Regions from separate parts of the Mus musculus genome. Here region 2 is linked to region 1. Evidence: chromatin contacts called from ENCODE Hi-C or POLR2A ChIA-PET data. All regions are on one chromosome and are shown on one strand. The core of a region is the stretch at or near the end of the contact, and the rest is flanking DNA. Distances in the headings are between cores, read along the strand shown.

Region 1 (3,862 bases), core at 911-3,410:
TGATACTTTTAAAATTAACATTGTGGTTTTCTGTTACTGATTTTTGGAACAGGATTTCCTTATGTAGTATGACTGTCTTGGAACTCAGAGATCCACCTGCCACTGCTTCCTGAGTGCTAGCACTAAAGTTGTGTGATACCATGCCCAGTGCCTGCTTTTTAAGGCTTATAGTTCTGGCTTGCCTCAATTTTCCTGATTTTTCTTCCCCTACCTCCCAATTGATGGGATATAGGCATGTTCTACTCTGCCAGGCTCTCTCTCTCCTCTCTCCCTCTCTCCGAAAGAGTGTCATTCTGTAGTCTAGGCTGGCCTGAAACTCAGTATGCAGACCAGACTAGCCCTCAAACTATTGGGTAATCTTCCTGCCTCAGATTCACATGGGCTGAATTTAGAGGTATGAGCCACCAAGCCTGGCTTGATTTTCTCATTTAATGTTCTCACAAGTCCTCTAAAGTTAGCAAGGACATCTGACTAATGTGCTATCTTTTAAAGCCGGAAGAGCTGGCATAGTGGCTTAAGTCTTCAGTACCAGCATTGAGAGGCAGATGTCTGTAAGTCTGAGCCAGCCTGGTCTACACCAAGAGTTCCAGGACAGCCAGGGATACATGATTTACAAAAAAAAAAAAAAAAAAAAAAAAAAAAAAGAAAAGATGAAGTAGGACTTTCTAGCTGGTGAAGGAATAGCTCTAGAAGTTAAGTAGGATCCATTCTAGATAGGGTTTTTGGAGTGGAGTGGGTGTGGTTTCCAGTCCCTGAGGGATGAGAGTTGGATGCCCACACCATGTGACTGAGGAGGAGAATGTGGCACCTTGATAGCACCCCTTCCCATCTTTTCTCTGGCATTTTGAGATAGGATCTCATTGTGTAGCTCTGGCTGCCACAAACTCAAGATTTTCCTGTTCTGGCTGCCCAGTGCTGGCATTACAGGTGTGCAACAAGGCAGGCTTATGAAGAGTTCTTCAGAGATGGAGACAGTTACCAGGAGTACATTCTGAGACAGCAAATTCCCTTTTGTTTTCACCAGCTAGTTGTTCAATAGCAGGAGAGAAGGAAATTAGATATTAGAGGGACTTCCCTACTGCTTGGGGCTGATAGGAGCCTCTGCCTCCTGTGGTGATTTGTGAAGACAATGCATTCTTCCTTGTCTGTAATGGGCGGGCTGGAGGCATGAAAGGTCATTGTGTTGCTAGGGTTGTGGATGAGGTGGTTTATTTGATGACCTATGACCAGCTAGGAGAGCCTGAGGTTTTTAAAGGAGAGGAAATTTGCCAAAAGGGCATTTGGAGGAGGGTCCGTGTTTTGGGCTCTAGCCTGGGGTGAAGTCAGAAACATAAATCACACCTCCCAACTGCCCATTTCCGCTTTGAGCTCAGTTCCCAGCCAACTGTTCAGTCAGCTTGCCAGGGGAGTGTGTGGAGGCGGGGCACTGGAGCTGGAAGCAGTGGCTGGGAATAGGAGCAGGGAGTGGAAACAGGTCTCTAATGGTCCCTAGTGAAGGGTCAGGACTGGGCTGGACCAGGGTGTGGGCGTGTGGGGATCACAGTGAAAGTGGGTTTGAAAGTCTTGTGCGACTTCTATAACTCCAGCACTTGAGAGATCACAGGCTGAAGAAACACTGCAGGTTCAATACCAGCTTCATCTAGACAGTGAGACCCTGTCTCCCCCAAACATCCCTTTACCCCAAATCCCAACAAAACAAGAGTAAACTGGAGATTCCTCATCCCAGACATGACTCTGCCACACCCAGTCTGATGAATTCTCCTTCAGGCACAAAACCACCAGGACATGCTTAGAAGACATACCTTCAGAGAAACACTCCTTCCCACTCAACTGTTGCTCACTTCAGCAGAAACTTCCAGCTGTTGTGGAAGAGTAGAAGCGGAAGTGAGTGGGGATTGAGAGAGATGAGGATCTCACAACCTTTATTATGGTTGGAAAACATCCTTCTCCTGTGAGTCCAAAGGCTTGCACTACGGCAGGCTGGGTGATCTTTCTTCTCCCTGGAGATCCTCAGTCGTCTGCTGTCCTGTGGTGGGCATGGCCTTTTCTCTATGGGATTGGGGAGGCAGAGTGGGAGGTATAGCATTGAGTGTATGTGTTGGGAGGGGTAGGTGTTTGAGGGCAGGAAATCCAGAAGGCAACTCAGACAATGGCTTTTTCCGCTGGCGTGGGTCCAGGCTGCTGGATCCTGTCTAACCCCATAGCACCTCCTGATTTTCTTTGGTTAGCATCCCACTTACTGTTCACTAGTGGGGGAGAGGGGCATTTCCAGGTAATTTAATTCAACTTGGAATCTTCTTGCCGTGGTTTCCTATACGGTATGGTGGTGCTACTTTGATCTTATGGTAAACATGTTTTTATTTATGTTTAGTCTGTCTTGTTCTATTCCTTAAACTGTTCTCTTGTATAATAGGACAATAAAAGCTTTGGTACACGCCCCTCCCCACCCCCTTCTAGTATTAGGACAATAACATGTGCCTCCTGATATGGGAGGTGACAATATACTTAGATGGAAGAGCAGAGATCTTTGGAATGTAGGAATATGTTTCCAGAAGACTGAGCTGAGCATAATCCCAGCACTTGGGAGGCTAAGGTAGGAGGATCAGATCATGAGTTTCTGGCCAGCCTTGGTTGTATAGTGAAACCTCATCTCAACAGACAGAAGGGACGGCCACTGATTGCTACCAGGGCTTTACACTGATAAACTGACATGGAGGCCCCCACCTCTTCCCTTTTTCCTGCTGTCTGGTTAGACAGCTACTTTTCAGCTCATCCTGTGGATAGAGGACTCAGTGTTGTCTCACTAACACGCCCAATGTACTGTTTGCCTTGCTCCCGTGATTCCAGGGTATACAACTCACAGTCATCTCTATTGCCCAGGCTACTGAAATCCTGCACAAGTGTCCTTAGCTCATCTTAACCGTCAGCAGTCCTCTTCTCAAGCACTGCCCTTGCAGTCTGGACTGCACAGTCTAGTACTTAATTATCCAGGTTATTTATAGAGTTCCTGTGAAATTTAGAAACTGAATGCATCTGAATGTACATGTGACCAAAGCAACTATAAATACTTTATAAAAATTATAGACTTCTTTAAAAAAAGATTTTTGTGTGTAGGTGTTTTGCCTACATGTGTTTATGTGCAGCAAATGTACACACCTGGTACCAAGGCCAGGATCCCCTGGAACAGAAGTTACAGACAGTTATGACTGTGAGCTACCATGTGGGTGTTGGGAACAAACATGGGTCTTCTGGGAGGGCTGCAAGTGCTCTTAGCCACCGAGCCACTGCCACTGATCTGCCTTCACTCCCATGAGCTGATTTGTTTGTTTGTTCTTTTGAGACAGGGTGTATGTAGCCCTGGCTGTCCTGAAACTCACCACCATCTGCTTACTTCTGGAGTGCTGGGATTAAAGGCATTTGTCATCATGCCCCGCCATAGGATTTTTAAAAAAGATTTATTTTATGTGATGAGTACACTGTAGCTGTCTTCAGACACACCAGAAGAAGGCATTGGATCCCATTACAGATGGTTGCAAGCTACAAGGTGGTTGCCAGGACTTGAACTCAGGACCTCTGGAAGAACAATCAGTGCGCTTAACTGCTGAGCCATCTCTCCAGCCAATACATAGAGTTCTTAATGTTAACTTTTTAATTGTTGTTAATATGTTTTTATTTTGTGCAGAAAATGTTATATTAGAAAGGAGACTCGAATTTGAATGCTGACTCTATAATTTAATAAATAGATAGGCCACAGCTTGGTATAGTGATACATGCCTGGAATCCTAGCACTCAAGAGGCTGAGGTAGAATAAGAGTTTCATACCTACCTGGGATATATACTCTTGTCTAAAAGCCAGGCTGGC
Region 2 (3,604 bases), core at 570-3,069, 46 kb after region 1:
ATATGACAACTGACAAACTACATTCAGGTGACAATAATAACAATTTATTTTAAGTGGTATTACAACACCTGCCACTGTTTACATGCTATTAGGGGTTATGGTATTTAACATAAGTAATGGGGGCCAAGTCAAGGTCATAAAAATACCAGTATTTAGACTTCTGGATAAACTACTTTAAAGATCTTCTTTCCAGATGGAAAGATGATTAAATGGTTAAGAGCTCTGGGTGTTCTTAGTGACATCTGGGTTTGATTCTCAGCACCCACATGGCTTACAACTGCCTATAACTCCAGTTTCAGGGGATCAGATGCCCTCTTCTGGCTTCTGTGGGCAAAATGCACACAAACACATGTAAAATAAAAGCTACATCTCATTTAATGACCTTTCTTTTTCTTCTTTTTTAAGAGACAAGGTTTCTCTGTATAGTTTTGGCTGTCCTGGAACTCAATATGCAGACCAGACTGACCTTGAACACACAGAGATCCACCTGCCTCTGCCTCCTGAGTTCTGGGATTAAAGGCATTTTCAACCATACCCAGCTTAGTAACTTTTCTTAATCATGATCAGAAAACGTCACACCAATATTCTCTCTTTCTAGCCATTTTTCATTTTGTTCCTCTCATTTCTATATAATAACAAGATAAATACTGTTTTAGTCAGTACTGATTACTTAACTGCACTGAGGGAATATATGTGAATGTTAAAAAAATTAAGAGCTCATAGAGAACATCTAAGAGAACAAATATAACAAACATGAAAAAAATTAAAAGAGGAAATGTCTCTGAGTTTGAATTCTCTTTTACTGGAATCTCTATTGAACACTGATTTAGTTCACGTATTATGGGAAAACTAATTTTGTATATAACCTCTCCCATAGGAATCTTCTGAAAATTGGATGCACATACAGCTGTTGTCTCTAGGTAAGCTCTCCTTTGGCCTCTCACAAAAATTCCACACCCCCTTCCCCCCCATTCTATGACATAGGCAGCATTAGAACCTTTGTTAAGCAATAGGGGTGATCAACTAAACTCTAGTTTCGGACTTTGCTCCAGAGCCCATTTGTTAATGGCAATCATTGGGGAAACTATCTGAGAATTAGTTAAACTATCTTAACCCGTATGGAACTTCTACTACAGTTATGTCATACTTTGTTAAAAATAAAAAAAGGTTTTAAGGAAAAACCAAGAATTACATTATTATTATTATTTTGAAAAAGATGAGTAAAGATATTCAGCGACTTAGAGAGCTGACCTATTCTTTCTTAGCAAACAGACTGATTCCAAGTAGGCCAAGGACGCTGGAACTCATAACACCATCATTCAGCTGTCTCTTATCTTCCCCATCAAATTGTTAACAGGTGATTTGATTCCTTTCCCCCAATAACAGGCTGTCGGTGAATTGGACAAAGTGAGAATTTGAAGCTACTGTTTAAACTCTGAAAAAAGTTGCAGGTCTCAGTAAAACAGTAATTTCTTTCCCCTTACAAAAAAGGACTCCCCCACCCCCCACCCCTCATCCCTCACCCCAGATTTAAGGAGATTCAAGCAAAAAGAACCAGGAGGAGGTTACCTAGAAAACAAGGCAGAAAAAGGTACCAGGCAGCCCGTCGAGCAGACGATGGCCGACGCAGCTGTTGTTCAGGGCTTAAGGCTGAAAAGTGAGGGAAGACACTACTTCGAAGGTATCTGCATGAACGGCTTACAAGGGCTGACCCGAGCCAAGACCCTACCACCTTGCCTCTTTCCTACCTCAGTCCAGAAGCTCTCCCCACCGCCGACTTCGCCTCACAGCCAGGCCCCGGCAACGCCCACTTCCGGCCTGATGCCAGGGCGTGGCCGCACTTCCTGTGACTGTGGCTTGCGCAGGCCCAGTGCATCACGGCCAACGCCTAGGCTATCCTTTTTCTTTGGCTCACCCTCCTGCCCAAGGCGGCTTCTTGGGGGTCTTCGGCATCTTTGCTTTTAGCCACTAACCTTCCTCTACTCCCCTGGCCTAAAGGGTCCTACATGGGTGGAGAACTTCCTTTGGTGACTTTTGAGCAGCCATTTTAGAAAAATCAGGGAAAGAATGGGACTGGTTGGTGTAGCGAGCTGTTTGTCAGGAAGCCTTGTTTGTGGAAGTTGATGAGAGACTTGAAAGAAATGAGAGACTTGTTGATGAGACAGAAATGTAATTTAGATTTTGAGAGTTCAAAAGAAGAATGATGGAGACAGGTACAACAGTTTAAAGAAAAATCAAAGCGGGCAGGGATTTTGTGTCCATGTAGGCTCTCAATTGAAAAGGCAGCGAGAGTCTCAGAATAGTTGGGAGTATGATACAGTGTTGGTGGGACTGAAGGGAGTTTTAGGCTACAGAGGACAGATTGGTCAAAGAACTCAAAACAGGAAACTCAAAACACTGCGAGCTTTGTTTAGAAAACACACCATTCTAAAACTTTATATACCTACCTAAATATACTTGTCCACAATGTTCTTAGGGAAACAGGTACTAAATTGGACTGATGATCAAATGGGAGTACAACATATGCCAGGAAGTGGTAGACTGTAAATTGCTATAAGGAAGAAATTAGTAGGGCCTGAGATGACCTGGGGAAGCACTAGGGAGAAAAAGGATTTATACTGTAAACTTTATACTATAAATTTAGGCTATAAATTTTATAGCCTTTGAAAAGGTGTTGACACTGTGGGTAGATCTGGCAACACTGTTTTAAAAACATTGAGTTGTAAAAATACATCGCTAGAAAATTTTGTGCTGTCCAAAGCTAGCAGGCAGCCTATAGTTGGCTGGCTGCTGAAATACTGAGACTTCTGACACATTTTAGTGGGTAAGAGTCTAAATACAGAAAGGAAATCAGAATAGCAAAACCAAGGTATCTTTGGTAAATAGAATCTTGGGAATGTGACATTTTATTTTTACATGATGAATATGTAGATGAATTACCAGCTTTGACCCTCTCCAGGCAGCAGGCTAAAAAGTGTATGCTTCACAGAATAAGAACCTAATAAGAGCTTCGGGGTAGAGGCAACAAGCCTGTCACCTCAGCACTTGGGAGGCTGATGCAAGAGGATTGCCATGGATTGGAGACCAGTTGGGAGAGCCTAAACCACAGAGTAACTAAAAAACAAAACAAAACAAAACAAAACAACAAAACAGAAACAAAAAACCCGAACCCACTAAACCAGGACAAACCACTAACTAACCAACCAAAACACTGAAAAGAATTTGTGGATAGGAGATGGGCTTAAGACATTCTTATTGCAGGATAATGGTTCTTGGTTATGTCTGTGTACTAGAATCATCTGGGGAATGCTTAAGACACACCATGAAGCTGGGTGACGACACAGTTTTTAATCCCAGCACTCATGAGGCAGAGGTAGGTGATCTCTGAGTTCAAGGCTAGCCAGGGCTACATACAGAGAGAAACCCTGCTATAAAAAAAACCAACCAAACCAACAAACCAACCAAAGACCCAGCCCCTCCCCACCCAAGACAGACCATGTAAATTCCCCTCCTTGACCAATTAATCAGAAGAGAGCCAGGCATAGTTCTTTTAAAAACTTACCCAGATGATTCTAATGTGTGTCCAGACTAAGAACCGCTGATT

The links. Hi-C counts contacts between places; a loop is a spot of excess contacts on that map. ChIA-PET counts read pairs that join two places held with the same protein, here RNA polymerase II (POLR2A).
Region 2: a map of CH12.LX shows a loop between it and region 1 (3-fold over the local background). The contact joins the promoter of Gtsf1 here to the enhancer-like site in region 1. A Hi-C loop is called at or near these places in 3 of 37 maps with a recorded cell type or tissue (CH12.LX, T-helper 1 cell and regulatory T cell). POLR2A ChIA-PET finds 5 or more read pairs at or near these places in 1 of 5 experiments (embryonic stem cell).

What each region holds. Positions count from the first base shown.
Region 1 is chr15:103,381,848-103,385,709 of GRCm38, forward strand. No RefSeq gene overlaps it. Among named protein-coding and RNA genes, the nearest start is that of Itga5, 17 kb to the left of the region's middle. Within about 2 kb of position 2,161, at least 2 of the 3 ENCODE cell types and tissues checked have a DNase peak (open chromatin) inside an H3K27ac peak, as active enhancers do.
Region 2 is chr15:103,428,608-103,432,211 of GRCm38, forward strand. Gtsf1 (gametocyte specific factor 1) reads right to left here and starts at 1,820. Exons shown (of 9, transcript NM_028797.1): 1 at 1,749-1,820. It overlaps Gm52195 (a long non-coding RNA gene), which reads left to right. Exons shown (of 4, transcript XR_003951567.1): 2 at 878-920.